2 separate regions of the Homo sapiens genome follow, and region 1 is linked to region 2. A link is an interaction called in ENCODE POLR2A ChIA-PET data of the cell type or tissue named here. Cell type or tissue: A673. All regions are shown on one strand.

The links. Peaks named below come from ENCODE experiments on the same cell type or tissue, not always from the same donor. Only the 100,000 strongest peaks of a DNase experiment are listed, where the experiment ranks them.
Region 1: POLR2A ChIA-PET joins it to region 2 with 5 read pairs; 3 of 35 experiments call an interaction of 5 or more read pairs at or near these places.

What each region holds. Positions count from the first base shown.
Region 1 is chr2:24,451,954-24,456,953 of GRCh38, reverse strand. The region is part of intron 2 of LOC105374329 (a long non-coding RNA gene); the gene reads right to left. Among named protein-coding and RNA genes, the nearest start is that of NCOA1, 37 kb to the left of the region's middle. In A673, no CTCF peak of the experiment used is centred here; DNase peaks (open chromatin) are centred at 143 and 2,563; H3K4me3 peaks cover 1,261 bases; H3K27ac peaks cover 840 bases.
Region 2 is chr2:24,753,935-24,758,934 of GRCh38, reverse strand. NCOA1 (nuclear receptor coactivator 1) reads right to left here. Exons shown (of 23, transcript NM_003743.5): 21 at 779-962. Among named protein-coding and RNA genes, the nearest start is that of PTRHD1, 37 kb to the left of the region's middle. In A673, no CTCF peak of the experiment used is centred here; no DNase peak of the experiment used is centred here.

The DNA of each region.
Region 1 (5,000 bases), 300 kb after region 2:
GAGGGGGTTTGTGGTGTGTCCTTTAATACCTTCCTTTTTTCTTTTCCTTTTTATTTTTTGTTTTTTTGCTACAGCTAGGGGAGTGGGGGCACTGATTCTGACTCACTACACACTCTGAGAGTATCTGACTCATCCCAGCGCTGGTGTTCTTCCAGCTCTGCTCAGTACACCGAGGTGTCCTTCCCCAGCTGCCTGGGATCGGCCAGACCCGTTCAGATGCTCTTGGTTCAGCCCTAAATGACACCAAGGTTCATTAGTAAATTAGACACATACACAAGAATCAAAAACTCCCCAGCAACCAACAGGGCTTAGGCAAGTTTTGGACTGTGTTGAAGCCAAGATTAATGTGCAATACCATTAGAATTAATGAACTGCTTTGCATCCAAGCATATAGTTCACATTTACATTGGTCATATTGATAGTTAAAAGTTTATTTTTCAGTTTAAAAACTTACAAAAGTCAACTATAAATATGAACTATTGGTAGTTGAAAGTTAAAAGTTAACCATAATTTTTTAAAAAAGTTAACTATAAGTTAAAACAAAAGAGTTCTCTTTAACCAATATTTTAGACAGCTGTATAATAAAATATCCTTCTCTACTTTGAGAATTTGTAAGAGATCACATTTATCAAAAGTTAAGAAACAAGCCTTAATTTAGCTGCTTAAATAATTATCCTTTTGGCTGTTCCCATATAGTAAATTACAGGTGTTTCTTCAAGTACATGAAGGGCTCCAAGTTCATTTAATTGTTCCTGATTGCTATTTTTATCGCTATGCAATCATTCCATTTCAAAAAAGAATTTTGTATTTGGTAGAATTTTGGCATTAAACTGTCCTTTCTTCTCATGGTCCTGTTCTGCTTCAATCTCCAGCAGAGCTCTCCCCCATTAATTTATTGTCAAGAGTGTTTTGTCGGCCGGGCGCAGTAGCTCAAGCCTGTAATCCCAGCATTTTGGGAGTCCGAGTCGGGCGGATCACAAGGTCAGGAGATTGAGACCATCCTGGCTAACATGGTGAAACCTCATCTCTGCTAAAAATACAAAAAATTAGCCGGGCGTGGTGGTGGGCACCTGTAGTCCCAGCTACTCGGGAGGCTGAGGCAGGAGAATGGCGTGAACCCGGGAGGCAGAGCTTGCAGTGAGCCGAGATCGTGCCACTGCTCTCCAGCCTGGGCGACAGAGCAAGACTCCATCTCAAAAAAAAAAAAAAAGAGTGTTTTGTCCCATTCTCTGATAACTTTGCTTACTCTAATTGTAAAACTTTTATTTCCAGCAGTTATCATCTTCTAGGAGGCAGTCTTAATATGAGTATCAAAAATGCTCTCATCCTGGCCAGGCACAGTGGCTCACACCTGTAATCCCAGCACTTTGGAGGCTGAGGCAGACGGATCACTTGAGTTCAGGGGTACAAGACCAGCCTGGCCAACATGGTGAAACCCCCCCCCCCATCTCTACTAAAAATACAAAAATTAGCCAGGCAGCGTGGTATGCACCTATAATCCCAGCTACTCAGGAGGCTGAGGCATGAGAGTCACTTGAACCGGGAGGCAGAGGTTGCAATGAGCTGAGATCATGCCACTACACTCCAGCTTGGGCGACAAGAGCAGACTCTGTCTCAAAAAAAAAAAAAGGCTAGGTTTGGTGGCTCACACCTGTAATCCCAGCACTTTGGGAGGCCGAGGTGGGGGGATCATGAGGTCAGGAGTTCAAGACCAGCCTGGTCAACATGGTGAAACCCCATCTCTACTAAAAATACAAAAATTAGCCAGGCGTGGTGGCGCACGCCTGTAATCCCAGCTACTCAGGAGGCTGAGGCAGGAGAATGGCTTGAACCCGGGAGGCAGAGGTTGCAGTGAGCCAAGATTGCGCACTGCACCACTCCAGCCTGGGTGACAAGAGCAAGACTCTGTCTCAAAAAAAAAAAAAAAAGTCTCTCATCCTGTGGTGAGTATCCTGTATAACAGCAACGAACAACTTCCTTTCTAGGGAAAGCTGGCTTTCTCTCCATTTTTCAGAACAGATGTTTGTATTTTTTGATGAACCCTCATCCCAACTCTCTTCAGACTTCTTTTCTTTGGGTTTTGACACCATGCCTCTTGTTTTCTACCTGATCTGACACCCTAAACTTTGATTTTCGTACCCATGAAATGCTTATTTGCAAATATATGGTTATAGGCTGGAACTAGGTTTTTGTTACCTCCCTAGTCCACATCTTTAAAATGTTTCCTAGTAATGTGTGTTCTGCAAGAAATAAAACTGAGCTATGGTTCTGCAGAAACTTGATAATGTTCTCCCTGGAGGGCTCCTCATTCCTCAGCCTTCTGGGGACTGGCCACGCGATCTTCCCTCATGGGGTGGGCACTCAGCATGTACGTTTTAGACGTATTTGGAACCAGCAAGTTTGGTAGGACAAAGGATGTTTTAAGGATTTAAAGAGAAAAGGAGTCGCCTACATTGAACTCAATCTCGTGCCGAAATTCTTGCAGTCTCTGCCACTGACACCGCATGTGTTCTGGCTTTCGGCAGGATTGTTCTCCCCGGCTTTGCTCTGAAACGTAAAGCCCCATTGCCCACTGCAAGTTTTAATGAAAAGCAGCTCATAAGCAAGTTACGTAACCTAATTGTAATCCAGGGATCAGCTTGGTTATATTATTTAAAGAAATAGCATCCATTTTCCGTGACCTGATTTAGAAAAGAAACTTAGGGAGGAAAAAAAAAATACCCAGTTCAGCATTTGGCTTCCCGTGCTCATTCTAATGAGACTGTTGGTAAATAATTCAGAAACAATGACTTTTAAGAACATTAAACCCAACTTAGCTCAGGGTTCTATCTCAAAGCAGCTAAAGCTACTTAAAGCAAATTATAAATTATTATAAAATATGGAGCTTCTTATTGCAGAAAATTTGGTCATTTAAAAAGTTTATTTCCTCATCAATTCAACACATGCAGAATACTGACTAGATGCAAAATGGGGAATGCTAAAATGCATGGACTGTGCTCTCAGGAAGCCTGAAATCTGGTAGGGGTAATGATAATGTATCAACATTGGTTCATTAGTGGGAACAAATGTACTACAGTAATGCAAGGTGTTAACAGCAGGGGAAGTGGTGTTGGTGGGGGTTGTTACAGGAACTCTGTCCTATCTTTGCAACTTTTCTGTAAATCTAAAAGTATTCTAAAATTAAAAGTTTATTTTTAAAAACCTGGTTAGGGAAACAGTTGGGTACACAAATAGAAACACATCCATCCTTGTTGCCTGATTTATAGAAATAAAACCAGGCCTGCATAATAGGCAGCTTCCTAAGTGGTATGATTGTTTTATGAACTTCAGAAGCACAAAACTGGATTAATCACAGTTCTGATTCATATTAATAGTGTGTCATGAATCAAGGGCTATGACTGGCCCATTGGTTTTTAAATAAACCTCATTTCATTTATTTTCGTTGTATGTGTTATAATAATACAAGAAACCACTCATAACCCCACCTCTCAACCCAAAAGCCAAAAACTCTCCATGACATACATCGACCTACCTGTTCCATCCCATACCAGACCCCAACATTCTTCTCAGTAGTAACTATTCTTTTAAATTTTGTTTTTATCATACATTGCTCTTCTTTAAATTTCATTGCACATTTGCGTGGGCCTAAACAGTATACTAGTTTTATTTGTTTTGAATGTATTATATGTTGTCTTCTAGGACTTGTTCTTTTAGCTCAATACTATATTGCTAAGGTTGATCAATAATGTTGAGATCATACTCTATTCATTTTCACCATTGTGTAACACTCAATAGCAGGACTGTACCACAATTTATTTAACCATGTTTATCAGTGGTTTAATAAATTGTTGCTATTACAAATGGATTGTGCCATGAACATTTTTTTATGTGTGTTCTGGTAAACATATGCTAATGTTTTCATTGAACTAGAGATATGCAAGATTTAACAATCTTAAAACTGCATAAGAATTAAAGCTTGACAGTTCACTTACAGAAATTATGTTAAGCGTGTCTGGGGAAGAGCATATAATACAAATTCTTCACTACTGAAGCAAAGGAAAATATGAATTATACACTAATTTCACACCAGTTAGGATTTGATTTGTCTATAACATAAAACCCAAATTAATCATTCCTTAAACGTATATGTTGCCCTCATGTAAAACATCTGGAGATGAGAAGTCTAAGGCCAGTTTGGCAAGGTCTGCGGAATTGTCATGAACCCAGGCCTCTTCCAGCTTTTCAGTTTGCCATCCCTAGGGTGTGACTTTTATTCTTCTGGTCCAAAAGGGTTGCTCAACTTCTAGTCATTAAATCTGCCTCCTCATCAGCAAGAAGGAGAAAAGGAAGGAAGGAGAGTGCATCTTCCATTCAAGGACACTTTCCCCAAATTGCACGTGACATTTCTAATTGCATCCTATTAACTAGAAGGGGGACACACGGCTCTTGCTAGTTTCAAGGGAGGCTGGAAAATGTAGTCTTTATTCTGGTCATCTTGTATTCAGCTAAAAGTTAAGGGTCCTATTACCTAAACGAATGGGAAAATAGACTTTGAAAACAGTTAATAGTCTCGGAGAATTATTACAGCTAAAGTGAAAGCAGAAAAGAAACCAACCCATCAAGGCCTTATTTTGAGAAGTAGAAAGAAAAACTAAACACCGATAACATCACCACCCAGTGATGACCACGGTTAACTTGTTGAGATGTATTTTTCCAGACTTTTTCATCCATATAAAAAACTACATATATGTCTCCAGTATAGCCATAATAATACCTATATCTATACCAATATATTCACATGTATTAGTCTGTTTTCAAGCTGCTAATAAAGACATACCTGAGACTGGGTAATTTATACAGGAAAGAGGTTTAATGGACTTACAGTTCTACATGGCTGGGGATGCCTCACAATTATGGCAGAAGGCAAGGAGGAGCAAGTCAACGTCTTACATGGATGGCAGCAGGCAAATAGAGAGTTTCTACAGGGAAACTCCCATTTT
Region 2 (5,000 bases):
CTCACTGCAACCTCCAACTCCTGGGTTCAAGCAATTCTCATGCCTCAGCCTCCCAAGGAGCTGGGATTACAGGTGCATGCCACCACGCACAGCTAATTTTTGTTTGTTTTTTTTTTAGTAGAGACAGGGTTTCACCATGTTGGCCAGGCTGGTCTCGAACTCCTGACCTTGTGATCCATCTGCCTTGGCCTCCCAAAGTGCTCGGATTATAGGCATAAGCCACCACACCCAGCCATGTACTGTTTTATAAATCTAAAACACTAAAATCTCATGAAACTGAAATCTTATTTATAAAGTCTGTCAAGGCCAGGAGTAGTGGCTCACACCTGTAATCCCAGCACTTTGGGAGGCTGGGATAGGAGGATTGCTTGAGCCCAGGAGTTCAAGCCCAGCCTGGGCAACATAGTGAGACCTTGTTTCTGCAAATAGTAAAAAAATTAGCTGGGCAGGGTGACATGTGCTTGCAGTCCCAGCTACTTAGGAGTCTGAGGTGGGAGGATCCCTTGAGCCTGGGCAGTCAAGGCTGCAGTGAGCTGTAATTGCACCACTGTACTCCAGCTTGGGTGACAAAGTGAGACTCCATCTCAAAAAAAAAAAAAAAAAAAAAAGTCTGTCAAAATTTTTCATTGTATATCTTAAGAGCCAGTAATTATTAAAAGTTAGTGGGAAAGAATAAAGAAGTGTGGCTATTTCTGATGAGTAACTGTCAACATACCTGATTTTCCTCAGAATTAACTGTGATGTGGTGTGGCATGTGTGTGGCGAGTGTGCCACTTACCTGCTCAGGGCACACAGTGTTCATTCCTGGCATCTGCAAAGAGCTCATCTGCATCTGGGCCATCATTGGGTTCATGTTCTGAACATTCGTATTTCCACCTGCCATGGAAACGGTGATGCTCATGTTGTTGTATACTCCTGGCTGTGCAGGCGTGGGCTGGTTCTGGACAGCTTGACTGAACACACTGTAAACTCAAAAACAATCCAGATTACATCCACTGATCATGAACAAGGGGATATATGACTAGATTCTGTTTCCAAATAAAATATGTTACATCCTTAAATTGCATGTATGACTGTAACTTCTTAAAATATATAAAAATTAATATAATTCAGATACATTCTGAAGTCTACATAAGGGATTAAATAACTGAAAAGAGCTCATTTTAAATAACAATTATCTGGCACAATATCAGAGATGCTAGGCTACAATCATCTAAATAATTAAGAAAGGAAGTTTTCCATGTAAGTAAATCTTCTAGGTAACTGACATTTACCTATCTAAACAGAGAATGTCCTATTTGAGCAAAGTGTCTGGCATATATATACATATATATATATATCTTCAATAAATGTTCACTGAATGAATTAACACACGAATGAATGATTCAAAGACAGCATCCTTATATTGTGTTTGCTTGTAGAGCCTCTTAGACTTAATACTTCAGGGGAGTGATGGTATCTTGTTCCACTTATTTCTCATCTCTATTAATATGTGACATATAGCAGGCACTCAGTAAATACCTGATGAATAAATGAATTATGGCATGGATTATTATTCGGTGCTGTCAAATGGTGCAGTTCAGATTGTTTTCTATTAAATGGTTTACTGTATCTGTGCCAGTGAAGTGGCATACATTTTTTGAAGTGTAGTGCAGAGACCATCTACAAGAGAATACCCTGGGACTCACTGGCAATTGAGACTCCCAGGTTTTACTCAAGCCCTGGTGAATCACATTTTCCAGGGGTGGGTATAGAAAGGTCCATCTTTAACTATTCATGCATACTAAAATTTGAGACCCTTTATTCAATATCCTATAGCTTGTTGTCACTTCTCAAGGTTTTATCTTCTGGTCGCTTTCAATATGCTACAAATTAAGAGGAAGCCAGATGTATACAACCAAATGTTTTTAGGTGGCAAATTTAATCCTTTTAAAGACTTCCAAGGTCTTATCAGGCCTCAACATAGCTTCATGTCTTTTCTAGGAAGCAAAATACATAAGCAGTTATGTTTTTCAGAGAGCCTGTTTTACTGACTTCCTTCTTCATGGCCAAGTTCTGGACTGTTGTTACACCAAAGATCTCAAATGTAAAATCAGTCTCTATTAGGAAGTAGAATAGTAAGCAATAAACTCCATGGGAATTCAACTTGACACTTTGTATTTGAACCCTGAAAATTTTCATTGATACAGATATGCACATCTAAAGGATAATGATATTAATTCTGTCTTTCCTAAGTTCTATAAACATCAAATATTTTATGACTATATATTAATTGTTAACAATAAACTGCTGGTAAAATTCCACCTATTTTAATATTAATTCTATAGAATTTGATTTTAGAAATAATTTTCCCCATCAATAGTTTATCTATTCCTCGCTAGCTCTTAGTGTTAAGAAGGATATACTGACATTTACAGTTTCCAGTAGACTAAGGTAATCATACTGAATTGACAGGCCAATAAACAGCCTATTTATCATGTCTGAAGAAAAGTACAGAATTTTCCCCCAAGTAATTATAAAACAAAAATGCCCACAGAAAATTATATGCCTAGGAAATAGTCAGTAATACACCTGTGGACCATTAATGTCTGCACAGTGTGTATGCTTATGGGGCAGTGATCCTACAACTAAAGGTGAGAAAAAAGCCTACTAATCTATGTCTATTTTCTTTTGTTTTTGGAGATGGGAGTTTTACTCTTGTTGCCCAGGCTGGAGTGCAATGGCGCAAACTCAGCTCACCGTAACCTCTGCCTCCTGGGTTCAAGTGATTCTCCTGCCTCAGCCTCCCGAGTAGCTAGGATTACAGGCGTGTGCCATCACGCCCAGCTAATTTTGTATTCTTTTTTTTTTTTTTTTTTTTTTTAGTAGAGATGGGGTTTTGCCATGTTGGTCAGGCTGGTCTCAACCTCCTGACCTCAGATGATCAACCTGCCTCGGCCTCCCAAAGTGCTGGGATTACAGGCATCAGCCATTGCACCCAGCCTCTATGCCTATTTTCTAATGAGAACATTTCTGCCTAAGACAGTACTCATTTGTCAATTGATACATAAGTCACCACTGCGGAGGAGCAAGGCTATGTAAGTTAATGCATGTGGAAACTTCAAGGACTGCAATGATGTCATACTTATTGAAAAAAATTTAGAGCTTAATTTCCTTTCAAATTAATATTTGGGACTGTATATTAGTTTAAGTTCTTTCAAACTGCTCCTGCCAATAGTTCCATTTTAGCATCTCCCATTAAGGGAAGGAGACCAAGCTCTTCTGCAGCTGCAATCACTGTCCTAGGTCCTAGAAAGACGTCTGGGTCCACTGACACCTAAAGTCCAACATTCACAGGCCCTCTTCCTCACTCTGCTTTCCTGCCTGCTTTGTAGCAGCTATCACAGTTTTCTCAGGGTAGCACTAGGTATTTGGTAGTCACTAAATGATGGGAAAAAGAGAAGGATGAATACTCTGGCCCAGAGTGGGTTCCACAGATATTACAGGTATTAACAAGCAGGGGAGTCCCTGGTCAAATAAGTCTGAGAAACAAAAGGTTAAACAACAGGACTTCTTATCCTTTAAAATGCTAATAAGCAATGGGATTCTCCCATCAACCAGCCTTACACAGAAGCACTACCCAGTTCCAGGACCCACAGGTTTGTTTAACCATTTCTTTCTCTTGCCACCAGAGAGATAATGAAAAAGAATCATGTTACACTACCTCTGAACTCTATTACATCATTCTACTTAATGGTTCTCTGACTGTTTCATGTTTTAATTCTCTCTGACCTGCCCCCTCACCAACTAGACTCTTCGTTATTTGGCAGCAGGGGTTGTTTTTCAGTGTTCCTCATGGTATCTTGTGTTGTGTGACAGAGACAGTGAGTGGTCACTGTCTCCAGGTGATATACGCTAATACACAAGGCTTATGATGACTAATAAGCTTTTGCACATGAACCAAATGAGCAAGTGTGAGTGTTTAAAGAGTTGGTGGTAACTGTTTTCTTTCCCAAATGATTTGGAAAGTCAAAGTTTGCAAAAACTACTAAAATACAACGAAAACCTATACCCATATTTGAATCTGAATCCAAGATGTTGACTTAGGGAGTATTTGTACTCATTTGTTTGATAGATGTATATGAAGGGCCTCCCTGTTCCAGAGTATGGAGAAACAGAAGTAATACAAAATAAAGTCCTTGCTCTTATGATGCTCATATTCTAGATGGAGAAGAAAAATCACAAATAAATAGACTATCACACAGTATGTCAAGTGTTAATCACTATGAAAAAAGTAAAGAATGGAAAGGAGGCGCCAGGGGTAGAAAATGCTATTATTTCAGAAATGGTGGTCAGGGAAGTGTAATAAGGTCACATTTAATGTCTGTGTCTAATAAAGTGACATTTAAGGAAAGACTTGAACTGTGAGAGACAAGCCATGTGGCCACTGAGGGAAGAACATTCCAGCAGAGAGATTAAAAAATGCAAACATCCTGAGTTTGCAGTGTACTTCGCACATCTGAGGAGCAGAAGGATAAAAGGAAGCCATTGTGGCAGAGTGAGCGGTGAGAATAACAGATGGGATCAGAGAGGTATCCAGGAACAAGATGATGTGGGGTTTTACGGGCCCTATTCTGTATTTTGAGTAAGATGGGGAGCTACTGGATGAGTTGTGCGTAAAGGACGGACATACTCTGCCTCATGTGTTAAAAGCATGGCTCTGGCTACCCATGTGGAGATTAAATGATGGTGCAGCAAGGGTGGAAGCAGGAGAGGAAGCTACTGGAATGGCCCAGGGAAAAGATGATTGTGGCTTGCATTAAGGTGCACATGTGGAATAGGTAAGAAGAGAGAGGTGCTAAGAAGCTGACATGATTTGCTGATGTGTTGGATGTGGGATGTGAGAAAGAGAAAGACTTTTCTTCTGGACAAGTGGAAAATGGAATTGTCATTTACTGAAATGGGAAAAAGTAACCCAGAGGAGCAGGTCTGGTGAAAATATCACTTTAGTTTTCATCATG